Regions from separate parts of the Mus musculus genome. Here regions 1 and 2 are each linked to region 3. Evidence: chromatin loops called from intact Hi-C (ENCODE). Cell type or tissue: heart. All regions are shown on one strand. Each heading gives the region's core, and the rest is flanking DNA. Links, peaks and the distances in the headings are about the cores only.

Region 1 (10,002 bases), core at 675-8,674, 120 kb before region 3:
CCATCTGTCCTCTGTTTGCATCTGACTATAAGCTCTGAGGAGAAACAGCACCTGCTGGGACCACACTGATGGGACAGGGGAGCCATCCATGCTCATGGGACAGTGGCTTGGGAGCACAAAAATGGGTTCTTCCCATATTTTGCACTGTAGGAGCCGGGGTCCCAGAGCCCCACAGTTTAATCTTGAATTTGGTGGCCCTTGAGGAAAAAGAAATGAAAGGACATGGTGGAGTCAGCCTGGTGAATGAGATGGAGAAAACCTAGATTCCTAGTTTACCTGTGTACCAGGCAGCAGCAGTAGAAACCGCAGGTAGTGGGAAACTGAGGCAGGACAGGTAAGTGTGTTGCCTGAGGACACACAGGAAATGCTGCGCTGTGGTTAGAGCTTAAAGCCCCCAGGTTTGGTTCCTCGGCCTGCTTTCTTAGCAACACTGCCTTTGAGTGCAAGGAAAGTATCAGAAAGATCCCACCGTTCGTGGGTCACTCCGTAAGAGAGAGGGACATCGCGGGGGTGTACAGTACAGGCTTCAGATAGGACTCAGTAAGTAGAAGGCCCCTGGGAGACATGCAGATAAGGAACCAGCAGCCCCCACTGTCTGTGGTGCTCAGGCCTGGCCCTGCGCACCTCTACTCTCTTCTTCCAGGGTTCCAACTGCCACTTAGCTCAGCCCTCTTGTCACCTCCCCCTTCCTGCTGTGGGTGACAAGGACTCCTGGCTGGCTGCCAGTGCCTGCTGCCTCCCCCCCACACACACTGGTCCCAGGGCCATTCTCCTCCCTAAGATATCCCTGCACCTGGTCTGCCTGGTCCTTGTGATTACTTGAGCCCTGTCTCCAGCCTGGGGTCACCCATCTCCCCACACCCACAAATCTCACTATAGGCCTTGTGTAGGGTGGGGGAGGTGAGGGCTACTCAGGCCTGCCCCACTTGAAGAGAGAGGGCTTAGACTTGTTCTGAACTTAAGGGTCACAACCCATGTCCCAAGCCAGATTTGGCTACTCATCCTTAATAAACCAATTTTAAAAGCCAGACTAATAGTAGAAAACCACAGAAGGAAATATGTGGCCACATCGGGAAGTCTGCTTATTGAGAACTTGGCGTGGGACACAGGCTGTGACCTCCCCTCTCAGAGTCAGTAGCAGGCTGAGAGGCACAGCCAGGTACCCACAGGAAATGTAATGCTACCCCCCAAACCTGAGGAAAGAGACGGAAGAGGCCTACCCACCATGAGATGCACCTCAGAGCCTTCTGAAGGCTACAGAGGCCATTCTTCAGGTAGCCTGTGTAAGTAGAAGGCACTGTGAGGGACTAGCTGCCAGAGATAAGCCAGGCTCAGCAGTGGGTGGGGACAGACCGCTCCCAGAGCCAGAACCCAGCATCAGGGAATCTGCCTGCCTCCTAGCCCTGCCTTGCCTCCACTCCCGCCCTCTGTGTTACCCCCAGCTCTTAGCAATCTCAGGAACTCAGCTGTGTCGCATCCTCCTACCATGGGCCCCTACAGACTGGCTTCCTGACTTGCTCCTGTGTCCCCTGACTGGCCACTTGTTGTGTTACCTAAGTGGGCAGCTCCCACAGGCCTGTCCTGCAAGTGTCTCTGCCCACTCTCCCAGGAGTGGCAGGCAGGTCAAGCCCTGCTCTTCCCTTTGTGACTGGCTGCCACCGATTCCTCAGGGTCTGGTGTGTGTCTCCGCCCTGGCTCGCTCTTCTCTCAGTAACTGGGGCCTGTGCTGGGAATGGGTCCTGAAGAAAACACCAGCATGGACTCCCACAGTACGGTGCATTTGCAAGTCCTGCCCACTGCCCAGTTCTGGGAAGAGCCCCCCCCCCCCCCCCCGCATTCCCCTAGGCCGTCCTGCTATCCCGCCCCTGCTCCTCCCGAAACTCTAGAGCAGCTACTGGCTCAGCGGGTTAGACTGGAAGCTGGGCTAGGTTGGCCAGGTTGGTCTTCCTCAGAGGCTGGGCTGCAGTGGGATCTGCTTCGTTTCCCTCCCTGGATTGCTGTTCCTCCTGACACACCCCAAGCTAGCTCAAGTCCCCCCACCCCACCCACCTCATTCCCGCCCCCAGAAGCTGAGGTCACAGGCTCCCCTGGGCTGGGCTGGGGTTGTCATCACCTGGCAGTGGGGGAGGAGGCAGGGCCCTGGGGGCTGTTGTCTTAGAGATTGGGTAATTTGGGAACTTGAGTCTGCCAGGACTGGTTCCTTGGCCCGGCCAGAACCTGCGGAGGCCACAGCAGCTCTTTTTGGCGTGGTGGGTTTGGGTGGTAGTTTACAGTGGTGGGAAATCCTCCTGAGGGGAGTGGGGTAGGTTGGAAGTGAGTCCTCTGCTTGTTCAATGGCCTGGCTGGGCACAGGAAACACTTTGTCTAACAGAGCCCCACAGGTCTCCTCCACCTTGGGCAACATGCTGACTGGCCCCTCCCTCCTCAGGTGTCTCTCAATGCTTGGTTCTGGTCCACAGTCTTCCATACCAGGGACACTGACCTCACAGAGGTGAGCGCCTCCCAGCCCCCTGCATGGGACAGTCCCAGAGGAGCCCAAGAGAGGGCAGGACAGGCTCCCCAGAGCGAGGGCAGCACCATTCATAGAGCTCACACATCTCTGCAGAACCTCATCTCTGCCGGGTATCCCAAACCAGGCAGTGCATGGAGCCATACCTGGACCTTGGCAGGAGAGTTTTGTCATTGGCTTTCTGACCTATAAGGCCACTGAGCTGGGGGAGAGGAGATGGAGACATTTTCCCCAGGGTTTCCCAGCTAGTGTGATCATGAGTACAGTCCATGTCTGTCACATCCCAAATGACATTTTGAGTTCACGGTGTGCTGTGCCCTCTCAATGCCATGAACGCTGAGCCATTCTAATGTTCTGGACACAGTGAAACAGCCATGGGCGGGGGGGGGGGGGCAAAAGGTAGGGCTCCTGATGACTGCAAGGCCAGGCTCTGTCCCTTCCCTGCCTCGTCCCCTGGGTCTTCTCTGTGGGCCTGCGCCAGTCCTGTGCCATACTCTGCTCTCTCACATGGCCCCATGGGCTCTCCCACCCTCAGAAGATGGACTACTTCTGCGCTTCAGCTGTCATCCTGCATTCTGTTTACCTGTGCTGTGTCAGGTGAGCACTTGGGGCAAAGACAGAGAGGGGACTGCCCCTGCCCTTCTCTTCTACAGGCCCGACCCGGGTGGGGATACCAGAGAGAGATGGATCTGGCTTCTCTGGGAGCTCTGAGCCTTGGTTTCTCTGAACCAGCTGACTTGGTGGGCTAGGGTGAGGAAGGTGGCTTCAGGGAGCCTTCAACCCTTTGGGCAAGGAAATAGTTGAGGGGACGCAGCTCTGAGGACAGCCAGCCACACTCTGAGTTGTTCTGGGTGCCTGGACAGGACCGTGGGACTACAGCACCCGTCTGTGGCCAGTGCCTTCGGTGCCCTGCTGCTGCTGCTGCTGACAGGACACATATCCTACCTGAGCCTTGTCCATTTCGACTACGGCTACAACATGATGGCCAACGTGGCTATCGGTGAGCCCCTGCGGAAAGAGCTGTAGTTGGGCACAGGGTGGATTCTTGGTGGGGGGCGGGAGGGAGGTTCTGGAGAGCAGGGAGAAGCTGAGGTGGGAGACTGGGGGTGAGGGGAGTCAGGGGAAGGCAGCCAGAGTCCAGGGGAAGATCCAGTGAGTAAATCTCTCCTGTTCCTGCCCCCCCAGGCCTGGTGAACCTGGCGTGGTGGCTGGTCTGGTGCCTACGGAACCGCCAGCGCCTCCCTCACACCCGCAGGTGTATGGTGGTGGTAGTGCTGCTGCAGGGGCTGTCCCTGCTGGAATTGCTTGACTTCCCGCCCCTCTTCTGGGTCCTGGACGCCCACGCCATCTGGCACATCAGCACCATCCCGGTCCACACCCTCTTTTTCAGGTCAGTGCTCCACCCAGCCTCTGGATTCCATTTTCTCTGCCCTTCCTTGTCCGCTCCTAGGGCAGGCTGGGGCTCCCCATACCCACTTGGCCCTCCTACTTGCCTGCTGTCCCCCCCCCCCCCACCGACTGGGACGTTCTCAGAACTGGGTGACTGCCTCAGTGGGCTCATCTCTCCACCCACAGGTTTCTGGAAGATGACAGCTTGTACCTACTGAAGGAATCTGGAGCCATGTTCAAGCTGGACTAAAGAGGCTGGGAGAGAGTGGCTCCATCCGCCTCGTCCCTGAGGCGTCTCAGGGCATCTCCCTTCTCCCCCCCCCCCCTTGAGATGATTGGCTTTTCCCCTTTTAGCTTCCTGAACTTGATTATGTGGGGTTTGGACCTGAAATCCTGTAGCTACCTGGCCCTTGCTGGCCTTCACATGGAACCTGTCTTGGGGGCGGCCTCCCCACATCTGGGGCAGGGACTAGGCAGCTGTCCGGTGGCTGGGCCTGAACGGAGACCAAGTTTAGAGGTTCACAGAGAGGAGGAGGGCTGCGTCTATATTCCCCAACCCCTCCCTTTCCACATCACTCACCCCCATAGTGCCACCCCAAGTACCTCCACTTACCCCCCAAACCACACCCACAGGCCTTTGGGGTTCGTTGGGATCTCTTTTTGTCAGGGCACACTAGGTGGCGCTGGATGCTTGCTTCTCAGCTGCCCAGGTTTCTCTCCAGCTCTGAGGAACCGGGCTCCTTGGGTAGGAGGGGTTTCTACCCTGCCTCCCACAACCCAGCCAGGACCCCGGGAAGCTCAGGATCAGAACCCAGTCTGCTGTTCTGACTGGGAGTGGACACATTGACACATAGAGGGCTATGGGCCAAGCCAGGGGCAGAGATGACCATGTGGCCAGTGAGCTGGGGCACTGTGGGTCTTCACTTAGAGTGTACTGCAGTTCAGGGGGCAGGGCGCTGAGGTGGTTTGGGGAAGGTATGTGTAAGAGATGAACATGCACCGGATACGCTGGTAGGAGGCGGAAGCAGAACTCTGGAATCAAGTCATCAACAGTCACTGGAACTCCAAGTCTGCCCCAGGCCCCAAGGCCATCCAGCTGCTAGGATATACACATGACCTGATAGACTTTGGGATGCTGGGTGGGAGTGTGGGTGCCCACCCAGTGCCCCCTTTGCACTCCACTCAAATCACATACCTCCCCCCACGTCTTGAGAGCGCCCTGCAGAACTAGCTCCCCCCCCCCCAAGGCAGGGAGGCGGAGGGGGAAGTACCCACTCCTGCCCCCTGGTTCTTTATCTTGGGATGGTGGACCTCCCACTCAGTTCCCTTTGTCAGAGCTGGACTCTCCCCGGCCAATCCCAGGGCAAGCAGGGCCCATTCAGCCTGTATCCTGAACCAACCCATCAGGAAGGCTGTCTGCAGTTGAGCCCTGCCTCTGTCCTCTACCCCCTCTTTGCGGGGGAGGATAGCTATGCCAAGGCTCCAGCTCAGGTACTTAGGCAGCCTATTAGGGTTTTGGTTTTTGTTTTGTTTTGGTTTTGTACTAAGAATAATTTTAAGGCCGGAGGCAGGAAAGGGCATGCTTAATAAAGCAACTCCTGGCCTCCCTCACCCTGACTCTGCTACTCTATGTGTATAAGGTGGGCCGGAGGGAAGGAGGAATCACTGACCGGTGGCAGATCTCTCTACCTGGGCACATGAGCGTGAGGGTGGTAGGGACTAGGCAAGGAGCTAAGCAGAGCCCGAGGCCAGCAGAGGGCAGGGGCTGGGCTTCGAGGCTGGCACTGGCTCCTGCCTTCTTGGGTCTCGGCCTGTATTTGCGTCTGGATCTTAACACCTCCCACCTCTTCACTTCAGCCTCTGGCTCTCCAGCCTTGGCTCTTATTACTCAGGCTCCCTGCGCTTCACCTGGGGACAAGCTGGCGGGACCTACTACCCAGCTGAGGCTGGGTCATAAGCCACCTGGCATACAGCAGGTGCCGTGTGGCCTCCTGAGCATGGCCTTCCTGGGGTGGGGGGATGGGTGGTGTAGAAAGCAGCCTTCACGGAGGCTTCCAGGGAGAAGAGAAAAGCTAGGGGTTGTTCTTCCAAAGCCAGCACAGTCACAGCCGGGAACTGTCACTTTATTAGGTTCCACTTCAGGTGATAAGGACTTTGGGAGGCACAGGACACCTGGCATTTTTGGGGCCCTCACACCTGCACCTCCATCTTCTGGGCCCAGGCAAAGAAGATGCCTTTGACATCATCTACCCCCGTGCAGAGGTGGGCAGGCATGATGTAGGTGCGAAGCTCTCGGACCTCGTAACCACCAAGGACCAGGGCCTCCCTCACCTCCTCCTCAGACACTGGCACCACAGACAGCCTGGCCTCCCCAGCAAGGTACCAGGACTCCTCCAGGGCCCCAATGAGGAGGAGATGACCCCCGGGCCTCAGCAGTGTGGTGATGTGATGCAAAGCCCGCTGGAAGCTAGTAAGATCTGGGCTCACAGCCTCCAGGCAGAAGGCAGAGACCAAGGCGTCGGCAGGCAGAGGGACCAGACTGGGAGTTCCCAGGGGCTGGGGCTTGTGCACATCGATAGGCAGGACTCGCTTCACCCTCGCTCGAAGCTGGCGTTCTTTCTCCTGCCAGGACTCACTGTACAGGGGGGCACAAGGCGGGGCTCAGGACTACCCCAAAGACTCAGCCTTCTGCAGCCCCCCCCCCAGCCACCCACTGCTACGAAGCTGCCAGTCCAGCTCTCACCCCTTGTCCTCAATGAGGCAGGCATGCTGACTATACACACTCCAGTCAAAGGCTCCTGGCTCCTCTCGCAGCCAGAGTCCCAGCTCCTGACGGTTGACTTCCAAGAAGTCTGTCATGGTGATGTCCTCAAAGTGGGCACAGGCACTGAGCAGCTGATATATGGTGGGGCCGGAGCCAATATCAATGAGAACCCGTCCCGACACCTCACCTGGTGGAGCAGAGGCAGGGATAACCAGTGGCTCCTGCCTCAGCCGCCCCTTCCCCTCGTGCTCTCCTCAGCACTTCTTCAGGGTAGTATCTGGAGCAAGTGCTGTGCTGACAGGGCTCCTCTGACTCGGGTCCCACCCCTCAGAAACTAGCTCTAGTTACGATTTAGTGGGGGAGATCACGATCCCGAGACATCAAGGAATGAGCCTCTCCAACCTCCCCCTCCCGCCCCCTCCCTCTCCCTATCTCTCTCACCTGGCCCCATCCGTCTCTCAATCTTAAACATCCTCCCCTTGAAAGAAAAAGACTCTAAACTGTCTAGTCAGTCATCCAATTCCCGGCCTCAAGTGGTCCTCCAAGCCTCAGCGTCCCTAGTCGCTAAGACTACAGGCCCGCTCCTGTCTGTGCCTGCTAGGTAGGCACCTTTCCCCATGAGTTCTGCTCTCTCATGCCTCCGTTTCCGGTGCTCACCGGTAGCAAAGACTTGTGCCATGCAGCGCAGCTTCCAAGGCCCGACGCCATCAGGGTTGCTCAGGTCTCCACGAGGAGGCGCGTAGTTGTTGCGGAGATAGGCGCGGGGCTCGAAGCGCTGGTAAGCCAAGGCGACAGCTACCTGGCCAGCGTCGGAGTCAGGGTCCATCTCTGCAGCGTGCTTCGGGTCTGAGCCACTCCCTGTAGCGTGCTTCAGGTCTGAGCCACCGTTCATGCTTCTGTTGAGACCTCCTCTCCCCCATCCCTTTATCTACCACTGGGTCCCCCCGCCCGGACCCCTCCGTCACAGGGGTGGGTGGCTGCTGAGGGATGAGGCGCCTGAGGCCACCACATCTCTGTCACTCCATCCATCTCAGTTAGTGTCTGAGCAACAGACGCGCGGGGGCGTGGGGGGCGCCCTTTAGAACATCGCTCCTGCCCCACCCTTGCTTTCCACTTGCTCAACAAACCCTCCACCCCCCCCCCCAGCCCCTGATCGCTCCAGGGCTGCCCTACACCCCCAGCCTCAGTTCCAGCGGTACCCCAGCTCCTCTCCAACCTCCCAAAGACTCTTTGCCCAGCATCTCACCCCTTCTCTTTCCCGAGGTCTAAATTAGCCTGTGTTCCCAGTCCCAGCATCCTTCCCAGACTTCCTCCCCTCTCTCGGGGCACCCCTTACAAACTCCTCTTCTTTATAATACCATCCCTACCTCCAGACCTCTAACCCATCTCTATCTTGCAGCACCCCTTCCCTCCTCCAGAAAGGACACTCTGTTCTGGCCTCTGTCTTGAGGACCCTGGGTCCTGAGCAGGTCTCTGCCCTGAGCATCGGATGGCAGCAGAGATAAGGAAGGTGAGCCGTGCTAATGCTTTTAGCAAGCAGAACATCCGGGCATCCCCTGCAGGCCTCTAGGGCTATGTGCTGCTTATCTGGGGGCCAGGCAAGCATGGTTGGTTCAGGATGTTCCTACCAGGTCCAGGACACTGGACTCAGGTAGGAACAAAGAGTACAGAGCATGTTCTTGGTACTGCCACGGCCGCTAGAGGGGCAGCGCATGCGCACTCTTGGCATTTCGCAGGTACAGTTTCGCAGGTACAGGACATCCCCACACCCCTACCCTGATCCCGACCCCTCAGTCAACAATCGTGTCCCCACTAGGAAGATGGCAGGGCCTGGCCTTCAGGCCTTGCTTAGTGCTCCAGGTATCTGGAACATAATCTGCCTGTCTTCCTTCCCATGTTCTCAAAATGGCAAGCTACCCTGGCAACAGCATCCCCAGTCTTGCTAAAGCAGAGACCCTTTAAGTCCTAAGAAAGTCCTATGTCTTTCTGGGGTGGGAGGGTTACTAGCCTCTGCTAAGATAGTCCTGGTCTTCTATCCAGTCCTACCCAGTGTCCCTTCCTTATCCCAAAGGCCAGACACCCAGGCTGGGATGGGGATCATCACAACAGCTGCAGAGGTCACAGACAGGAACTTAAACCCTGTCCTCCCACCCAGGCCAGGGACAGTGGGACACCTGATGCCAGCCAAGGATTGATTCTGTCTGGATCTACAACTGACAGGCCTTAGGGTCACTGACCCCATCCACACCCCAAGGCACAGCCAAGGACGGCCCTGGTGCCAGCCCCTTCCATAACCTCCTCCACAGATATCATTTAAACAAACCTTGAAGCCAGCTGGCCTGCTAGACACGCTCCAGTGCCAGGAACTGGACATGAAGCCAGGGCTGGGCAGTGGCACAGGAAGGGGGACCAGACATTCCCCCTGTTTACAGCTCTGCCCCTGTACCCCACCCCTAAGCATGGAGTGTACCCTCTGGTTATGCCAGATTTAGCTCCAATGCTTGGCTGTTCCCAGAAGTGCACGGTGGACATTCATGCCCACCCCAACCACAAAGAAAGAGAGAAGCGTGGAACATGGCTGAGCATTTATTGCAGTGCTACCAGAGGGTGCTGGGGGCCTGCCCACTTCCACCCTCTTCACATCCCCCTCCTTTCCAGAGCGTTGCACATCCTTCTCCTAGTCCATCTGTTCCCGAGCAGGCCATTCCCAGGGGCCTCTCCTCTCACCAGGATCTCTTGTCTCTTCTTCTGGGGCTGAGGGTGCTCAGCTCTCCACTCCTAGTGCCCGCCATCCTCGCTCCCTTCCCTGTGGGGACTCAGGACACCTAGGCATCCTGGCCTCGGGCTCCCTCCTCCCATAGCTCCCACCTCTGGGCAAACTACAAAGCAGCCACTGCCAGCAGCTCTCCTCCATTGTCCTAGCCAGGAAGTGCCTAGCCTGAGACAGACACAGTGGAGTCTGAGTCACACAGTCCATCTCAGCCTCTCTGAGCTTCCTGAGACATGGATCGAGACAGGGTACGGCGCAGGGGCCCGGGTTTGCTGACTGGCACCACAGGGGGAAGCTGCTTTGTGATCTCAGCCACGTCCTGGCGCTCCACGCACTGGCCGCCCAGGGCCGTCTCCAGGGCCAGCAGCTCCCGAAGCTGGATGGGGGTCTCCTCGCGCTCCTCCTTGGAGGCCCCCACCTTGGTGGGCGTGAAGATGGGTAGGGGCAGCACCCGCTGGTACGGCAGCTGGTATTCCTGTAGCCCACGGCCGAGGATACCCAGGCGCATCACCAGCCATGGTGAGCGCTGTACCACCGCCTGACACTGTCCCTGCCGGTGGTAGGTCTCAT
Region 2 (10,002 bases), core at 709-8,708, 62 kb before region 3:
AACAAACAAATCTTTAAAATAAATAAATAAAAGCTGGTATGTATTGGGAGAGTGTTTTATTATTGGCCCTATGCTAAACTCATTAACCTATCATGCTACTTAGTGTCAACCAGCAAGCAGCCCTATAAAGCAAGCAGACTACCACTTATAGATAGGGAAACCAAGGCTGAGAAGACTATCTCAAAGTTCCTTTGTTTGTGCTGGGATTCAAACCCAGGGCTTTGGGCTCTTGAGGCAAGCACCCTACCTTGGAGCTAAATCCCCAGTCTAGAATTCAGCATTGTCTTTTACAATGTGGTAGTGCATGTCTTTAATCCCAGCACTCTGAAGGCAAAAGTGAGTTCAGGTGCCACTCTGGTCTACATAGTGATTTCCAAGATAGCCAAGAATACTTAGTGAGACCCCATTTCAAAAACAAAACAAGATGAAAACCAGGTGAACAGAGTAGACCAAGAATCAGAACTCATATTATGCACGTGAGTGTGTGCATGCATGTGTGTGTGTGTGTGTGTGTGTGTGTGTGTGCGCGCGCGCTGTGAGTGTGTGTGTGTGTGTGTGTGTGTGTGTGTGTGTGTGTGTGTTCAAAACACCTCACAGCCCAGGGGCTAGAGGAGACAGAGTCATGAACGCCCTTGAAATTATACCCCAAACTGGAAGTGTCCTGGCAAGCCAGCCCCCAACCCAGTAGTGCCCCTGGTTTTGCTTTTGCCTCTGCCAAGATTCCATCCACAGTGTCAGGCTATGTGACTTAGATGGGCTCTGACTTCCTAGTTGCAGAGCCTATAAAGGTCTTCTTGTCCTTGGTGACCACCAAGGCAACTGGGTTGGTGAAGGGGTCCTGGGTTCTAGTCTCAGCTTGCTCCCCTCCTCCTCCCCCTGGGTACCTAGCTATATCCATTTCCCTGCACTGCCTCTGTGGAAGGAAGAGGAAGTGCCTGGCCTTTGGACCTTCTTTCAGCCCCTGACCTCCAAGTGTCCAAGCTTCATACCGACTTTCTCAAGGCCTTTCAAGCCAGCATGTGTCTCTGTGGAGCACCTTGTTCATTCTGAACGTCGAATTCTTGTCTTATCAGCCCAAGACTCCCTTGAGAAGGGTTCTCCAGGTAAGACCAGAGGGCATCCACTTGGACTAAGGGATGTGGTGCGGTCTTCCTTTTGTCTGTGTGGTTCTGTGCTTGCTATGTGGCTGGCTGGCATCTGAATATGTGAGCCAAGGTTGTTGGGTGTGCACAGGTAGGTCAAGGGAGAGACAAGAAATTTGGGCCTGAAGACAGCACCTGCCTGAGTCCAGTGTGGTCAAGGGTCTCTACCCCTGACTGCAAGTACTTGTCTCTCACACAGGTTAACTCTGAACAGGGGTGTGTTTCCATTTTCTCCACCACAGAGTGAGGAACTGGTGGGAAGGTGGGTGTGTCGGAAGCTCCTCCCTTTAACCTGTACCATTTGCATCTGTGTCTGGCAGGATAGGAACCTTGCAAGGGGAACTGTAAAATAAAGCATCCATTTCCTACCTCCCTCAGCAAGACACCTGTCTGGTCTTCTCCTCTCTGGCCTCTCCTGTGACTGATGGGGTCAGCCTCTGTGGCTTTTGTATTTTCTGCAGAGAGGAAGAGTGCTGGGTCCTGTCTAAAAACTCTAAGCGGCCTGCAACCAGTCATACCCTTTCCTTCAGCTAACCAAATCAGAAGGCCAAAAGAGAGGCATTGGTGGATGGCCTACCTGGCAAGGATCAGGGGTGGTAAGGCCTCAGTGACTCAAGAAGGAGGAGGAAGAGGAGGAAGAGGGCTTCTGGGTTAGGAATCCAGATCTGTGCCCACCTTAACCCAGATAGGGACACATAGCTCATCTCCAAATCCCTCCCCACCCCACCCCACCATACATTTGCCCTTGACACCCAAGGAAAGATCTCCTGTGTGATGACTACACAGATAGACACACATGTCCCCACAGACACACACACACACACACACACACACACACACATGAGCACTCGCGTGCGCACGCACAACACGCCCATGCAGAGGCACAGACACCCAGGGAGGCAAATCTTTCCCTTTCTCTGTCTTTCCCTTGGTTTGAATTTTGTTCAGCCACATATGTTGTGTGTGCGTGAGGGTGGGTGGGGGAGGGGCAGACAGGGATGAGGAATGGCATGGTGCCAGCATCTACCTATGGGGCTTGGGCCAGGGATGCCCCCCACACCCACCCTGGAAGGAGCCTCAGCTGTCCCTTTGTGGTGGAGGGGATTCTCTTGGGGAGCGGCAGTAAGCACCGAGGTCCCTTCTCCACACCCCAGGGTCTGGTCCTGACCCACCTTAGGGACCTGGAGACAGGGAAATGGACAGATCAAGACCCTGGAGAGAGCCCTGAATTGGCCTGGCAACCACAAACCGCCAATTCCCAGACTTGCCACCCCATTGTTCCCATGTGGGGGGTTCTATATCTGAGGGGGGCAAATCCTCCCACCTCCCTCTCAATCTCTGCTTTTCCTGCGTTGGGCGGGGAGGGGAGGGCGGCAGAGATATTTATTTATTTCCTTTATTTATTTAATTTTTTTTTTTTTTTTTGGAGTAGAGAGTGACAGATGGCGGCGGGTCCCGGGGGAGCCGGCTCTCCCCCAATGCAGACGCATGCCAATCACCGTCTCTCATGTGATAGCTGCTGCCCGTGACGTGCCAAGCCCATATGGCCTGGCATAGAGGCTGGTACCCCGCCTGGTAGAGATGCCACACTCGCTCCGCGGCTCGCATGGCGCTCTGAAGACGCCGGCGCCCGCCGCCTTGAGGAACCGCTGCCCCCGCTCCCTGAAGATGGGGGAACAATGAAATAAGCGAGAAGATTCCTCTTCTCCCCCCTCTCTCTCTTGCCCCCTCCCCCCTCCCCTCCCCTCTCCCCTTGACTCCTCTCTGAGGTAAGTTGTCCGAGAGGGAGCTAGATCTGACCTGCTATTAGTGGTGGGGGGGCGCTGCTTCGGACATGGAAGTCCCCCCCAGTTCTCCTATTCCTGGGACCCTACCCCCTTACGGGATGGGCAGCGGGGGCGCCCCGTGTTCTCTCTCCCATTGGGGCCGCAGCTTAAGGGGCTGCGGAAGGAGATGGTATGCCTAGGATGGGCTGAGGGGGAAGGGTCATGAGGCACTCGAAGAAGCGAAGATGGGACCCCCCCCATGACTGTCCCGAAGGAACCTGTGACCTTTTCCCACCACCAAAAAAGATAAGCAAACAAATAAATTTGGATTTTTCCCCAAGGATCTCAAAATACAACGAGATCTGTAGAGACGTGTGGGAGGGAGGGAGTTTGAAGAGGGGAAGAGGGTCCCTGACCGCAAGGGAGACGAACAGGGTTCGCTTTTGGGTCTCCTCCCCACGCCCGGCTTCTTCAGTCCCCGCACCCGGAGCCCGCTCCGGGAGACCCGTAAGCAGCAGCTAGAGAGGAGACGGTGCTCCGGTGTCTAGAATTGGGGCTGCGGGGGTGGGGGCCCGGCCGGGGGCGGCGCGCGGCCAACTTGCAAATTGGATTAGGGAGCTTGGGGGTGAGAGGCACCGGAGGGCTTGGGGAGCCAGGCCGAGGGGCCGGACCGTGGAGAGGAGGAACCGGGGCAGCGTCCCCACGGCGGCCGCCCAGCTTCTCTCCGTCACCGGGAGAGAGCTGGCTTTCGGGCGAGAGCACCGCCTCCCCGGGAAGATGGACCTGGTCCCTTAACCCCCCACCTGGTCAAGCTCTCTGGGACCCCGACACCGGCCGAGAGCAGCTTCCTTCCGGGCCAGGGGCGGAGCAGGAGCCCGGATCTCGGGCAAGGGCCTGGGCCGCGGTCCCCCACTGGCAGCCGGGCAGGGCTGGGCCGGCTCTGGGCGGGGCAGCAGGACGTAGTGGGCATCGGGGGCCCCTGAGCTGGGGCGCTCACGGAGACTTGGGGGGTGGAGGCGGGTTGGGGGGTCGTGGTGACCCCGGCGCGCCCCTCACTCTGTGCTGTCTGTCTCCCCGCCCCCGGGGCGCCCTCAGGCACCATGCTGACCCGCCTGTTCAGCGAGCCCGGCCTCCTCTCGGACGTGCCCAAGTTCGCCAGCTGGGGCGACGGCGACGACGACGAGCCGAGGAGCGACAAGGGCGACGCGCCGCCGCAGCCTCCTCCTGCTCCCGGGTCGGGGGCTCCAGGACCCGCCCGGGCCGCCAAGCCAGTGTCTCTTCGTGGAGGAGAAGAGATCCCTGAACCCACGTTGGCTGAGGTCAAGGAGGAAGGAGAGCTGGGCGGCGAGGAGGAGGAGGAAGAGGAGGAGGAGGAAGGACTGGACGAGGCGGAAGGCGAGCGGCCCAAGAAGCGCGGGCCGAAGAAACGCAAGATGACCAAGGCGCGTCTGGAGCGCTCCAAGCTGCGGCGACAGAAGGCCAACGCGCGGGAGCGCAACCGCATGCACGACCTGAACGCGGCTCTGGACAACCTGCGCAAGGTGGTGCCCTGCTACTCCAAGACGCAGAAGCTGTCCAAGATCGAGACCCTGCGCCTGGCCAAGAACTACATCTGGGCTCTCTCGGAGATCTTGCGCTCCGGGAAGCGGCCGGATCTGGTGTCCTACGTGCAGACTCTGTGCAAGGGGCTGTCACAGCCCACCACGAATCTGGTGGCCGGCTGCCTGCAGCTAAACTCTCGTAACTTCCTCACGGAGCAGGGCGCGGACGGCGCCGGCCGCTTTCACGGCTCGGGTGGCCCGTTCGCCATGCATCCGTACCCATACCCGTGCTCCCGCCTGGCAGGCGCACAGTGTCAGGCGGCTGGCGGCCTGGGCGGAGGCGCGGCGCACGCCCTGCGGACCCACGGCTACTGCGCCGCCTACGAGACGCTGTACGCGGCGGCCGGTGGCGGCGGCGCTAGCCCGGACTACAACAGCTCCGAGTACGAGGGTCCACTCAGTCCCCCGCTCTGTCTCAACGGCAACTTCTCGCTCAAGCAGGACTCGTCCCCCGATCACGAGAAGAGCTACCACTACTCTATGCACTACTCGGCGCTGCCCGGCTCACGGCCCACGGGCCACGGGCTGGTCTTCGGCTCGTCGGCCGTGCGCGGGGGCGTCCACTCCGAGAATCTCTTGTCTTACGATATGCACCTTCACCACGATCGGGGCCCCATGTACGAGGAGCTCAACGCATTTTTCCATAACTGAGACCTCGCGCCGACCCCTTTCTTTTTCTTTGCCTTTGTCCGGCCCCTTAGCCCCAGCCCCACGAGCTCAGGGGCTCCCACCGACTCCAGAGCCGGGCGCTCGAGCGCGGGCCGCCGGTTCTGCAGCTCTCCAGAGCGGCGTGCTCTCTTACCTGTGGGTGGCCCGTCCCAGGGGCCTCGCTTGCCTCTGGGGACTCGCCTTCTCTCTCTCCCCAGCGGGCTTCCTCCTCCCTTCTCTCGTGGAGAGCATCTCTGGGGATCTCCCGCCAGGCCCTCCCAAGAGACTTCCTCCACATTCCCAAACTTGGGTTTTCTCTCCCCACCTCCCAACAGGCCAGAGGCAGTTGGTAAGGGGCTGCTGAGTCTCGGGATAGTGTCTCCCCCACTTATAGTTACTTTAAAAAAACAAAAACAAAACAGACACAGAGCTTCCCAGGCCGAAAAGAGTTGGTATCTCTTCCTTCTCGAAGAGGCCACAGCCAGGGAGCCCAAACGCCTTCACCCTAACACGAATCTCCGCGTTTTTTATTTTTTATTTTGGTGGGAGGGGATGTGGATTGAGAGGAAAGAGAGAGGCCAAGCCAATTTGTAACTAGAACCATTTTTCCTTTTCCCTTTTTAAAGAAAACAAACAAACATACAAAAGGAAAAAAAAAAAAGAAAGAAAGAAAGAAAAAGGAAAAAATACTGAGAGGCAACGGAGGCCGAACTCAGAGTCCGGATCGGAGAGAAAACGCATTAAGAACTTTTAGAAGCAATAAAAGGCAAATAATAATAATAAAAAATACTACCAATAATAATTTTTAAAAAGACACAAATATCTATGCAAGGAGGTTCTGACTGAGCCTAGCAGCCTGACCTGGGTGCTCCTCGGGTCTGCTGGCTGCCCCGCCCACGCGCGGATCTGTGCACTTTGGTGAAGTGGGGGCCCGCGCCGCCCCTCCCCCCCCCCAGTTTCTTACAATCAATGACTCGGAGATTTGGAACCCCAGTGCCACTGCCCTCCTCCCGCCCTGCCCCGTTGTGCGTCATACTGTTTTCTAAAAACCTGTTTCCAAATTTGTATGGAATGGCAAACTGTTAGGGGGGGTCGGTTTGGGGAGGGAGGGTTTGCATGAGAGACACCACACACGCACACACACGCGCGCGCGCGAACACGCACACACACACACACACACACACACACACACACACACCACACCGCACGCACACGCAGGCCCCGGGCGTCCGGGGACAGAAGGAGCTGTCTACTGGTACCTCCTCTCTATAGGCACTCTGGTCCGTCCCCTCTTGGGGTAAGGTGGAGGAGCCCAGACCTGGGAACAGCCTTACCCTTGTCCAGACTGTGCCTCCGTGGGCGCCAAGCTCCTGGTGATTTCTGGTGGCTAGAGAGGGTTGTTTTGGGTTTTTGTTTGTTTGTTTGTTGGGGGGGTTGTTGTTGCTTTTGTTTTTTGTTTTGTTTTGTGTTTCGGTTCTAGGCTCCTCCTGACTTTTGTCATCCAGTGAGCTGGGAGAACTGAGGGCTCCTCTGGAGGTTCCCCTCGCAAGAGGCAACAGGTGAAGCTCCCCCCCCACCGGAGGCAGGGAACCAGGCACCCAAACACACGATGCAAAAAACGCAAACCCACAGGCGACACACCCCACACACGCAATTTTACCTTCCTCTTGTAGCGAAGATGAAACTCCTGTCGGACACCCGAAGTGCATTGCGTGTTTCTGTTGAGTTTAATGACGATTAATAAATATTTATGTAAATGAGATGCAAAGCAGACCCGCTTTCTCACAGTGGCCTCCTTTTATGGGTGGGGGCAAGGACTGATCTGGGGCTGGAGTGATTGAGGCTATGTCGAGTGAATGACTGCTCAGAAGCTCAAGAAAATAACTGAGGGCTTTCCTGGGTGGGGTTTCCACACTGCAAGACCTACACACACACACACACACACACACACACACACTCACTCACTCACCACAGTGGGCTCATGAACAGTCACACTCACTCGCTGCCCCTCCTAGGCCCCACCCAGATTTACATAGGCACCCAGCACAAAGCACCCCTGCATTCTACTTGCATCCATCCAGCTCCCCCAAACACCTAAGGATTTTCTCTGAAAACAAAACATCTTTCCATCAATGAACAGTTATCAAAGCGGGACCATCCCACCATTTTACAACCCTTGACTTACTGTTACAAAAGCCAGAGGAGTGGAAATAAAGAGAACCTTTGGGGGGCAGACATGGATATTCTTGAAGAGAGAGAGAGAGAGAGAGATCATGAGGATAAAATATTAATGGAAACAATCACCTTTCTATCTTAAACTTCTGTTTCAGTGGGTTCAAAGGAATGGACCCTGGACATTTTGGGGATGTGAATAAAGTTGGATGCTGAATCTGAAGGGGGCCCCTGGTTAAGGACACGAGCAAAAGGGGCAGCACTGATTAATGCCTGCACAGTCTGTTTTTCTGTTGCAGTTCTAGAAAAGGGGGACCTTGATGGAAAGCACTCAGGAGGACCACTTTCACTTGTACCTCATCATTTTGTTCCCCATAACCCCTAGAGGCAGAGACAGCTTGGCCAAAGGCTTTCCAGAAAAGATGCCTCCTCCCTCCTTAGACCCCAGTGCCTATCAGAGCTCTGAAAAATTTGAAAGGGAGTCTGGGTCCTAAAAACTTGCATCCTAGAACCTGAGGAGACCTAAGGATTCCCCCCGACCCTGAAGAACCTTCCCTTGGTGCCTTTACCCGTCTCAAAACACGATCATTTTAGGATTAAAGTGAGGTTGAATGTAATATTGTTCAGGGTTGAGGTCAGATATGCTAATGGCTCTTAGGTCCATGACCCAAAATGAGATCTTCCTAACAGAAGCAGGGAAGAGAAAGGAGGGAGTCTGGATGCCAAAAAGGAAGCAGACTAGCGGCAACTGAGCCCAGCGGCTCCACTGAGTTCCCACACCTAAAAACAACCTCTTGTGGCCTCTATGCAGTTGCAGGCTGAGGGACTCCGGGAGCTGTCCACTCCTAGGTGCTGACCCGTATTTAACATTTTTCCTTCTGGCTGCCGAGGGAGACTACCGCCTGGGACTAGGGAGCAGAGCCCATCGAGTTCTCCTGCAGGCAGACTTCCTAGGAGACATTCACTGTTAAGCCTTTTAAAATGTTTGCCGAGTTCTCTGGGCTTCTCTCAGGACCACCTCTCCAGAGTGAGAGTGAGCCCTTTGTCATTGGGATTCTTCCCCGTGGGTGGCTAATGAGATCTAACAGATCTCTGAATGACTTTTATTCTTGAGAGAAAGATTTTGGTGCATCTTCTCTATCCTCCACTTCTGTGGGGGAGTTGAGAAGCTTGCAAGATACACATTCTGACCCTAACCCAAGGAACCGGTCTGCTCCAGGTGCTGGGCAGGGCCTGGCAGGGACACTTGGAAGAAAAGGAATTGGGCATCGTCCCAAGATGTGGCTCTTATTCTGCCCTGGAAACAAGGTTAATAATTGGGCTTCTCTCCCACTCAGCTGGTTTCCCAGAACTTGCTCTGAACTCCAAGCTGGGCAGGATCCAGGTGGCTTGGGGCCGGATGTAAAGGACCCCTCCACGTGGCTCCCTGGCTAGATCACAGACTCTCCTACATAGCTCTTTCAGTTACCGCACACTGTTCTGCTCTGTTCTGAAGTCAGTTTACAGCTTCTTGGAAAGGTAGTGACTCTTGGGCCATGGCATCTATAGGTCAGGCCATGTGGGGACTCAAAGACCCTTTTAGGGGCAGGGACACTGGAGCCCTTGCTTCTAATGAATCCTGCCAGCAGCCCAACTCCAATCCCTGACCTTCCCCCAGACTCCCTGCACTCTGGCTGACTCTAGCCTCCCGCCACAGCCCTCCTCCCCAACACCACACTTAACTGCCCTGGTGAGATGGTAAGATGAGCAGGAGAAGAAGATATGCACGGACACTGGGCCCCAGACGCCCCCTCACAGATCTCTTTCTCTCGCTTGGCTTGCCTGAACACACATCCTGAGAAGCTCTACGAACAGAAGTGGGAAGTGGGGGGGGGGGGGGTTAGGGAGAGAGGGTGCTGGCGGTAGGGTGCTGGACAGAGGCAGAAAGTGCAAAGAGGGTTCCTTTCTTTCCGCTAGCCTAAGCAGCAGGCTCTCCAAGCAATCCATGCCCTATTCAGATCAACCCCTGGGCTGCCCGACCCAATGTCTGGAGGCTCAGACTGGAGAGTGTTTTCTCCTTGATTTTTCCAGCCCCCCCCCCAGTCCCATTCCTAGCATTCGAATATAGCAGAGAAACAGAGATACTCTTGTGCTTATCTGGCAGGATAAGGGAAGGATGTTGTAGTTGCTTCTCCCCTTGTCATTTAATACCATCCCAACCACTGCCGGGACATTCACTGTCCATTAGTGAAACTCCAGCTATGATCTTGTCACCTATGGGACTAACTGGATGAACTACTGGAAGAGACAAAAACAAAAACAAAAGCAACCAAACCAAACCAAACTGAGTTCTAGTGGACCAGCAACAGGGAAACCCTTCTCTCTAGACACCCCACGAGGGTGGGGGGTGGGGGGGGTTGTACCAGCTTGTTTTCCCTCCACACACTCATAGCTACCCAGACAAGGGCCATAGATTTCATTCTCTTTTGCCCAACTCTGACTTCCTCCTCTTCCAGGAACGTGTATCAGGAACCCAGTTGCTCCTAGAAGTTTACATGGATTTCTGGAGACTGCAGGACTAAGTAAGCTCTAGATTCTACAGATTAGTTTTCAAGGTAGAAGGGGTGGGTGAGGAAATAAGACAAGCCTGGTTCAAGCTCCTCCCACAGGACAACAGAGGGCCAAGGGCTGCCC
Region 3 (10,002 bases), core at 693-8,692:
ACATAATGAGATTCTGTCTCAAGAACAAACAAACACCACCCTCCCCTCCCCTTAAAACTTTTGTGTTAGCTGGGTACACAGAGTTCTAGGCAGGCAACTGAGGAATGATAGTAATAGATGTTTACCAGGAAAACCTCTCTTTTGGAAAGTGCCCAGGCTTCCTGACTGTCCTGCCACAAATGGATGTATAATATCTTCTATGTAGGGCAATGTCTCAGTCTTTCCTCATGAGAAGCCTCACTGGGAAAGCTCAGCTTCTCCTGTTCACTTCTTTCCCACTTCTCCCTTTCTTTTCATAGCTGGGACATCTCCTAATCTAATGAGAGATTTTTCATCTACAGAGCTCAGAGTAGGCAGGACTGGGGCAAAAGAAAACTCTAACAGACTTGATCCCCCTTCCCCTCTGTTGTTTTCATGAACCACCCCCATTGCTGTGAGTCACCAGAACCTTAAGCTCTGCTAAGCTGCCAGCAGCCTTCTTCCTCCCCCTCTTACAGACAGGCAAATATGTATGCATAGGCCCCAGTGCCCACAACTTCCTACCCCAGGACCACTCTATTTCATCCCTAGGAATCTACAACATAGTCGGAGAGGAGTGAGCAAAGGAGCGTGAGACCCTAGTGTGTGCTCTGTGCAGAGAACTGGCTGCCCGCACAGTGGAACAGGATCACCTGCCAGATGAGCTAGCACACTTGGGCATAGAGCCATCAGCATGTAAAAGGAAGAAGATGGGGTAAGAATGCTGTTTCAGAAATAGATGTCTCCTGATTTCATCTCTGGCCAGTGAGCACAATGGCACTGCCACCTCTGTCAATCTCTCTCTCTCCTTTCCTGTCTAAGGCCCTGGAAGATATAAGGAGAATCTGTACAACAGCTTTCTAAGTATCGGGGTGAAAGGTTCAGACTTCCAGATCTATTCTCACCCATGGGAAAACTGAAGGGAGGCGGGCAGTAGTGGCCACGCCTTTAATCCCAGCACTTGGGAGGCAGAGGCAGGCGGATTTCTGAGTTCGAGGTCAGCCTGGTCTACAAAGTGAGTTCTAGGACAGCCAGGGCTACACAGAGAAACCATGTCTCAACAAAACAAAACAAAACGAAAAGAAAGGAAAACTGAAGGGAGGAATACTAGGCCAATGCTGACTAATCCCAGAATGTAATGAATTCTTGGTGCTGCTATCTTTTTCTACTATATTTATTTCATATCTAGGTATTTTCCCACAAAGGGCCTGAGTTTCTTCTGGACTTCTTAGCAGGTTCTAGTCTTGGACTTAAGGCTATAGATCTGACACCCTGGGATAACCTTGGAAGTGGGTGTCAGGCCTGGCAGAATTAGAAGGAGGGAAAGCAGCTCTAGTCCCTCAAAGGACATTCAGAATGCACGGTGACTGCTTTCCTGTGCCTCCAACACCTGGAGCAGAGGTGACCCAGTCACCAAGGCCTATAAAGAGAGGAGGAGGCTTTTCTTTTTTTTTTTTTTTTTTTTTTTTTAAATTTATTTATTTATTATATGTAAGTACACTGTAGCTGTCCTCAGACACTCCAGAAGAGGGAGTCAGACCTCGTTAGGGATGGTTGTGAGCCACCATGTGGTTGCTGGGATTTGAACTCCTGACCTTTGGAAGAGCAGTCGGGTGCTCTTACCCACTGAGCCATCTCACCAGCCCCGGAGGAGGCTTTTCTACAGAGAATAGATACCTTTCTTCCTTTGCTTTGTGCTATCTTCACTGCTCTGTATGTCAGACTTGAAAGAGCAGCTCTGTCAACAGTAGCCACCTATCCTCAAACAATATTCACTATGACTGTCCTGCACTACATTGAGCAGCCAGTCCCATGGGTGGAACGACAGGTCTCAGTTCTAAAGCATCAACACTATCTTCTCTTCTTCCTCATCCCCCTGACAGGACAGGTTTTGGCACAGTTTCTTGATACCAACAGCCCTGAGGCACTTGGATGCAGGATGGGGCCTAGAAGGATTTTTTTCCAGACTGTCCTAGGGGAATATGAGGGCTTCTCACCCTGTCTGTGAGTAACAGACCATGACAGCCCCTGACAGTCTAAGGCAGATCAGGAAAAGGTTGGAAGCTAGAGGCAGATCCTGTGTTTCTCAAGGGCCTGAGGTTACTAAAAAAGAAGACAGTTCTAGGAGTGGAAGGAAGGTAAGGATGGGAGTCGGAAAGCGTGGTGAATTCTACTGGTATTGCCTTTTAACCCTCCAACCTATCTTGCCTCCACCCCAGTTTAGCCTCATAAAGCACAGATCAAAGAATTTTGAAGATTTTAAGACAGGAAAATTTTGAGAAATGCCACCTTTGGGAAACTGGTAGGAAATCCTTCCATTACCTTCATTCATCCTTCTCTCCCTGGCCCTAGCATATAGACAATAAAGGAAGTAAGGGAACAGGGTATAGATAGCTGGACTGGAAATGTATCCTTCTCGCCAGGAAAGCCATCACTGTAAGAGCCAGAGGGGACCTAAGACTCTAGAGCTACATGGATCCAGGAACACTCCTAGCTTTCTTGTAGGGCCTTGCATTTTACCACTGTTTTTATTGTAGTAGTGGGACAAGAGGTGTAAACTACCCCGGACACTTTAGCATAACAGTTTCCAATCATTTTTATTATAGCATGGAAACTTGTGATAAGATTTCCACTAGGAAAAATGTAGTTTTCCTTGGTAGATTTGCCTTTTGGTTAATAGTTGAGGTAGCTGAAGCATTTCTTTCCCTTAGACCTTAAAACATGGCAGAATTCTACAGAGAGGGCTGAAGGATAATTACCTCTGGAACAGGCCACACAAAGGGTATGGTTCCCCACTGTGTCTCTTATAAACTCTATCTGCTGACTTTCCTAAACTGCTCCAACAATCAGGAGCCAGCGACATGAGACTTCAGGCAGTGGAGGACAGAACACATTGCTTACACTTTTCATCTGACTTTCTTCTCTCCTTACCTACCTATTTTTTCTTGCCCAATGCTCCCAGGAACTCTCCAAATCCAGAACATAAAGCAACTTCAGAGCAGGATTCAATTTGTTCTTCCTCTCTGGGTCTGGCTTCCACATCTGTATAAGGAATGAGTCAGATAAGATGAGCTCCAAGTTCCCGTCTTTATAACATTAATGTTCTAAGATTCAGACCCAAATTCACCAGATCTCATTTGGGTGTCATTTTCCATGTAACTGCTATGGTACTTATTTCCTATCGAAATGTGTAGAAATGGCCCCCAACTCTACCCCTTTCAGATTTCCTCTACCACAGCCCCAGGTCCATGGTCCCTAGTTCTTACCCTTTTTCTTCAGGGACCTCAAAGTTTTACCCCACCCCCCTTCCATAGTGTTATACTCTCTGAGATCAACCCATCTAGTCAAAACTGCAGGAGCAAGAGCACAGCCTTACCTACAATTCTGGCTGCAAATTTAAGCTGCAAACCTGAGTAAATCAGCACAACTCCATCTCTTCTGGAGGTCCTGCCAGTTGGGGGGAAATCCTGGCACCTTTCCCCAATGCCTCCCCTTTTCTTCCACCTCGCTATTCTCCATGCCAGAACGCAAAGTGGCCAGTGATTGATGGGCCCGGATTCCTGGTAACCGCACCCAGTGGCCCAATCCTCCTCCCTTATCCAATCCCTCCCCTGTCCCTATTCAGAGATCAGATTGTCTCATGTTGGTCCCTGAGGTCCCATTAATTAAAAATACATCCAATTAAATGGCAGGTGAAAACGTGCTATTGGCGCACTACACCCCCCTGCCCCAGCTTGGTCTTTCCACCCCCACCCCCCTTTTAAGGCTCAGCTGTGCTTTGAGCTGAGGAAAAAAAAAAAAGATGTGGGGAGAGAGAGAGTAGAGGAAGATGTAGGGTAGGAATATGACATGGGGGTGTGCTTGAACCTCTGCCAGGGTAGCATGTGCCAGTCTGGGAGAGTGGCACCATGCCCTGGTGTCTAATTTTTTGAGGTGTGAGTAGGTTAAGTCAGCTAGGCACCACCTCCATTTCTCTTAAAGGGGCAGAGGGCAGTTAGATAGTGTGGCTAGCTGTTCTACCCTGCTTCTGAATTTGACAGGCAAGGAACAAAAGGAAAGGGCAGAGGGATCTCTGGAGTGGGTAAGATGTTCAGGAGGGAAAGGTCTGATTCGTCTTGGTATAATACCTACCTCTGCTATTCTCCAAACTAGGAAGATAAAGAGCAACTAGCTAGGACCCAGGTGGAAAGGCATAGGGACACTCTGGGGCTCAGCTATGCCTACTCATGCCTATAAGAAGGCTAAGAGAAAAATGGAGAGAGGAGGAAAGGAGCCATAATTTGGGTGGGAGCAGATAGGACAGATAGGATCAAATATACACAGATGTATGTTCATGTGGACACCATGCCCCTGAGCACCTTAAGCTCCAAGGGATCTGTCCTGTTGACTCTTTCTGTAAGCAAAACACAGCAGCAGTAGCACTTGCCATAGCCTGGCTGTCCACAGCGCTTCACAATCACTGATTGATCTTGCTTTCTTCCAATTTATGAAGTCCTAGCATTTTACCAGTTAAGACATCTGCCTCCAACCCAAGGTCCCCCTCAAGTGATACAAGTCTAACAGACACTGAGCACTGTCAGAAAAGGACTCACAAAGGAGTGACTAAGGGTAGCACTCAGAATCAGGCATGAGCGAGGGTGCCAACTCAGGGTTTCGGCCTGGCTGCCTTGGCAGCCTCAGCACCTCCTCACTTCACTTTAACGCTAATTGGAGATTTTAATCTGCACTGCTGCTCTGCTCGGGGTGCTGGGGGGAGCACCAGCTGTGCAGTAATTCCAGCAGCACCGACTGTTTAATCAAGCTGTCCTCCTGGGGAGGGGCCTTCAGGCATGGGGGAAGGAGGAAAAGGAAGAAGACCCTGTCATCTCCCTGAGCCTGTTCATTCTGACTGAGTATAAACTGTGGGGTCCTCAGTCCCACAGGATCCCAAGCCACTTGGCATGCCCAGCGAGTCATGACATGGCACAGAGTCCCCACCATGCTGTTTTCTGATACATTTTTTTTTTTGGCTCAGAGCTCTCTAGAGTCCTAGATGTGGTTTGCCCAAACAGACACAAAGATCTATTAAACTTGAATCCTGTAGGTTTGTGTTGGGGGTGGGGGTTGGCTGTCAGGGGGAGAGATGAGGTCACCCACTATTTTAGACTCCATTCTTTCCATACTTTCTCACAAAGACACTTTCCTTTGAATACTTGTAGAAAACCTTTTCCCTTGTGAAACCATTCAACCCCATCCTCCTGGACTGGAACTCAACATCTTGAAGGGATGAGGACAGTGGGTTAAACAGCTGGAGTCAGGCAAACCTTGAAGAAGACATAGCTCCTGGAACTTAAGTTCAGCTGGGTATCCACTCAATCACAGGCCCAAAAGACCAAGTATTTAGGCCTCAGGCCATTTTAAGGGAATTACAAGTGGTATCAGTTATTTTTTTGGCTTCTGGGCCAGGTTCTCTGGCTCTCTGGGAGTGTTTCTGATCATTCCCTGAAAAGAGCGCCCTCATCCATCTGTTTCCTAAGGGGCTTGGATTTTAATTGGCCAGCAGTGCCCTCGTGTGGTAGAAATCAGAACTGCAGTTGCCCCACTGGTCAGGTAACCTGACTGATAAGACAACTAAATAGCAGTTGTAACCTTTGCCATTAGGGAAGTTCATGGGCATGTAGTACCTGACTACATTCTGACATGTCCTGCTTTCTAACAACTCTGACACACATGCTTCTAGGAAACAGCACCTGACTAGTGTCTGGGTTTGATGGTTGTTTATGGGATGGATCCAGAGGCACTTATCTGGACCTGCTGCTTTGGCTGTCTGGGTTGCAGAGGTGAGAAGCACTGCCGAGAGAGAAGTCAGAAAGTCTAAAGGATAAGACAGGGTCACCGCTAGCATCCGGGAGGCAGGAAGATGCTCTAACCCTGACAACTCTCCATAGAGCCCAGAATAAAGCTGACATCATAGTTACAAGAGTAACATCTACTGGTAGACTATACCCTAGCTAGAGCTGTTCCTTTTCCATTCGCTGGGATATGTGGGTGTTAGGGACAGAGGCAAGATACTGGTCCTAAAGAACAGACACTAGATAAACACTCAAAAGAGCCAGGTATTCTTCCAGTTAAGCCTTCAAAATTTCAGCTTTCAAGAGGGAGGCTATGTGTTACTGGATCGTTCTTCACCATCATCACAGTCTGTTTACTACCTCCACTACCTGCTAAACAGGAGGGAAACGGTTCTAAACTACAGAAAAGGGATGGACACCTGATGGACACTAGAAGGGCATCCTAAATACTAGGACTTGGAAACTACTGAGAAGAAGAGCTGAGTCACAAACGCCTTCCATTTTTGGAGACACTGAACAAAAATATTCCTTGAGAAACTAGATGTAGAACCTAGAGTCCCAGTTCATATGAGAGGCAGGGAAAGGAAATAAACACGAGTGATAGAGACAGAGCTAGAGGCCACCCATCATCTGTGAAGTGAGTGAAACACCGTACCTACTCTCAGGTAGGGAAGGTGGAGATGCCGGCTCTGGGAATGACTGCAGAGCTGCAGGCCTCCACTTCTGGTGTCTCATGCAGTGTTTGGATAGGTGGACTTTTCCACTGAACCTAGAAAGAAGGCAGTGAAGTTCATTAGAGGCAAGAAGAGATAGCATTGTCCTATCTTGACTTAAAGAAATAGAAAACAGGGCTGGTGAGATGGCTCAGCGGATAAGAGCACCCAACTGCTCTTCTGAAGGTCCTGAGTTCAAGTCCCAGCAACCACATGGTGGCTCACAACCATCCTTAAGGAGATCTGACTGGTGTGTCTGAAGACAGCTGCAGTATACTTATATATAATAAATAAATAAATATTAAAAAAAAAAGAAATAGAAAACAAAACAAAAAACAGCTTTTGGGGGAAAAGTGTTTTGTATATGAAGGGGTATGGGTAAGGGAGATATTCACCCTAAAGGAGGTTGAAAGTAACTGAATAATAATGTCAGTACTCCCGTGTAGAGGCATATCTATCTGGTAACACAGGAATGAAGTAACTGCTACTGTTAGAGAGGGCTCACTCATTCTAGCTGGAGAGAGCTTGTTAACTACTAGGTAGGATACCAGAATAGGGCCAAATAAAAACTCAGGACACTTTTTTGGGGATTTCAGAGAAGAAACTGCCCTTGTCACAAGTGGGGTGCTACTCCATGTACAATCAGGCCAGTGGCTTCTGACTGGCTTTAAGTCCCTACCTGGCTTCAAGTATTGTGAATGAGATTGTTTGAGAGGCTCTGGATGCAAGGTAACTGATGGGTGTCTGGAGTTCTTCAAAGGCCATCCCTGCTGCTGCTATCTGCAAAGAAAAATAAGAAGCTACATTAGACACAGGACAAGCAACCAGTGCAAAGAGGGTATGTGGTCATGCATCGGAGATTACAATGTTGACAGCTACAGTAACAGTAACAGTATGATGGTTGCTTTTTCTCCAATTCTCTTAAACCTACATGCCCCCAAAGTGGCAAATGAATCTTAAGAATTCTTCCAGAAGAGCTGACTGTTCCAGATTCCTACCTCCAAAGACTAGTTCCCAGGATGATAAGTAAAAAACCATGGCCCTGATACTTAAGGTATATGTCAGAAAATTTAATAGAATACAAGCTGTGAAACACAGAAATACTATAGAGGCCAATGCATGTTATGGTTAATGCAAGATTCTAACTTGGAGGGGGTAACATAACTTTAGACCAGACCACCATCTTCAATTGGAGGTTCTCTTGTTCATCACAGCTTCTTTAAGGAGTTTAAAGTCAGAAAATGGCCTTAGTTATGAAACAGAAAGGTTTACAAGAGTAGATTAGTTGCAATTTGGGTAACTAGGTTTATTGTGCATTTCCTTTGCAGGAACAAAGTCTTTGCATGGAGATTAACCCCATATTCCTATATTCTTTCAACTATAATGCAGTGGACTGACCACAAATGATACACAATGGGATCTGTCTCCTTGTTATCCACGGACAGTATCAGTTGGTAGATCCCTAACACAGACCTTAACTATCTTCATGTTGCTCAGCATTTTGCTGCTTTCGTCAGCATTTTCCTTTTTGCTACTAACAGGTTCCCAATTTTTTATGTCCAGTAAAAGCAAGCATAAGGAGGTACAGCAGACCCAGCCCCAGGATGAGATGACTTATAGTATCTGTCCCATAGGCCAGCCCTGATAAGCTTATTTTTGGTTCTGACCACTGTGCAACACTTTTCCTTATGCACGGTCCAAGAACACCAAATAGCTTCCCCTAGCTCTACAAATAAGAGAAAGGCAGAAGGTGCCCACCAACTCTCCTGAGTCATGATTCCATATCCCATTCAGTGAAACTCCCTCTAGCCTTGCCTCAAGGTGCTCTCTCTCCATTTGGATTCTTCCGACATAAATTTATTATAATGACAAAGAACCTAAGCTGAGATTTGGTATGAATTTTTCACTTTGCCTCTGAGGAGGTTTTCCCTAGTATCAGTCCCTTAGTTTGGGGCCAAGGGTTCTTTGAAAATTTGGGGTAACTCTACGGGCATTAAGATCTTTGGCTATGACTACCACTTTCTTCCCAACAATTTAGTTATATTGTTAAAAATTATTTGTAAAATTTGCATGCCATTCTTTTTTCAAAATTACATTTATGTATATGTGTATGGGAGGGATGCCTGTGCCAGTGTTTGTGGAGGTCAAAGGACAACTTGCAGGTATTGGTTCTCTCCTTCCATTATGTGGGTTCTAGGGATAGATCTCAATTTGCTAGACTAGGCACTTTTACAAGCTATCTAACTGGCTGTGAAGGAGTCTAATTTAAGACAGTGTCTCACTATGTAGCGCTGGCTGACCTTAGTATCTGCTTGTCTCCACCTACTGACCCGAGGTTAAAGGTGTATGTTACCACACTTGGTTACTAAGAGATTATTCTTGAATGATACATAACATGGTTTCATACTAATAGCTTTAAATCTACTTTTCCTCCTCAATTTCTGTCTCTCCCCCTTCAGAATCTGTTTTTTCCCTTCTTAAAGTAGCCTTGGGTTATTAGGAACAGGCACTCGAAAAGCTGAGGGCTTCATGCTTATTCATGTAGATTAATATTCTGCCTCTGGAGCTAGTCCTAGATAGCGCAACAGTCTTATTGCATGACTGGATGAGACACTGTCCTTCTTTAAGCTTCAGCATCATGCTCTAAAAAGAGGCTGGATTACATACCTCTCTTTAGCTCTGGAAAGTTATAATTCTGTAAGGTGAAGACCTCCCTCCCCTGTGATATTCAGGCCCGACACCCTTCTCTATGCCACTGTAGAACGCAGTACCACTGTAGTATATGCCTTTCTAATACACTTTGAATAAAGCAGCAAATGAGTTCTTCTAAATGCTAAGCCCTTCCTCCTAAGAGGAAAAGTTAAGGGAGCTAACTCTCTCATCTTGATAAAGCAGGCAGACTGTCTCTGCCCACACTCAGACTGGCATACTGCATACACACTTGACTTTGCCCAAGGGAACCCTATATAGAAAGCCCATATACTTAGTGGTTGCTAGTCCAACACAACTGTATGTAGATGGGAAGGATATGTAAATATACCCACAGCAGAGAAAAATACCAAATCCCACACACTCCTGTTTTCTCCTACTTTGTGCCTGTACATGCCTGCAAGAAACCTCGGTGAGAGAGGACACAGCATTCCAGCCTTCTTTCTCCCCAAAGTCAGAAAGAGAAAGACAGTGAGACAAGAGCTACTTGGCTTCCTATAAATTGTTTTGTCCTTCCTCACAGCTGCAATCAGAAGCTAAGGGCTCCCGCAGGCCTTGTTCTGATCTGCTGCAGGCGATGGAGGGTTTTTGAAACGGAGAGGACTTGGCTGCAGCCCCGATTCAGCTGCCGTTGGGGCTGGCTAATGGGCTCATTCGGAAAGACCCCTGCCTGCTGCACTAAAGAGTCCCCTGCCGACCCCCTCCCCAGTCCCAACCCAATTAATAAATGG

Evidence for each region. Hi-C counts contacts between places; a loop is a spot of excess contacts. Peaks named below come from ENCODE experiments on the same cell type or tissue, not always from the same donor. Only the 100,000 strongest peaks of a DNase experiment are listed, where the experiment ranks them.
Region 1: it touches region 3 in a loop (8-fold over the local background); 8 of 42 quality-filtered maps call a loop at or near these places.
Region 2: a loop joins it to region 3, with 2.7 times the contacts of the local background. A loop is called at or near these places in 5 of 42 quality-filtered maps.

What each region holds. Positions count from the first base shown.
Region 1 is chr11:98,384,184-98,394,185 of GRCm38, reverse strand. It overlaps Pnmt (phenylethanolamine-N-methyltransferase), which reads right to left and starts at 7,563. Exons shown (of 3, transcript NM_008890.3): 1 at 7,320-7,563; 2 at 6,642-6,849; 3 at 6,006-6,533. The coding sequence starts at 7,554. The coding sequence ends at 6,089. It overlaps Pgap3 (post-GPI attachment to proteins 3), which reads left to right. Exons shown (of 8, transcript NM_001033537.2): 4 at 2,429-2,491; 5 at 3,045-3,106; 6 at 3,373-3,509; 7 at 3,695-3,899; 8 at 4,085-5,514. The coding sequence ends at 4,148. Tcap (titin-cap) reads right to left here. Exons shown (of 2, transcript NM_011540.2): 2 at 9,233-10,002. The coding sequence ends at 9,641. In heart, for the core only: CTCF peaks have their summits at 2,528, 4,579 (motif pointing right) and 8,348; DNase peaks (open chromatin) are centred at 725, 4,665, 7,315 and 8,385; H3K4me3 peaks cover 2,996 bases; H3K27ac peaks cover 7,888 bases; H3K27me3 peaks cover 3,871 bases.
Region 2 is chr11:98,322,343-98,332,344 of GRCm38, reverse strand. Neurod2 (neurogenic differentiation 2) reads left to right here and starts at 2,700. Exons shown (of 2, transcript NM_010895.3): 1 at 2,700-2,911; 2 at 4,004-6,928. The coding sequence starts at 4,009. The coding sequence ends at 5,160. In heart, for the core only: no CTCF peak of the experiment used is centred there; a DNase peak (open chromatin) is centred at 3,732; H3K4me3 peaks cover 2,184 bases; H3K27ac peaks cover 231 bases; H3K27me3 peaks cover 7,825 bases.
Region 3 is chr11:98,260,810-98,270,811 of GRCm38, reverse strand. It overlaps Mir5119 (microRNA 5119), which reads right to left and starts at 8,206; the gene lies at 8,150-8,206. It also overlaps a transcript of Cdk12 not described here. In heart, for the core only: a CTCF peak has its summit at 5,583 (motif pointing left); a DNase peak (open chromatin) is centred at 5,561.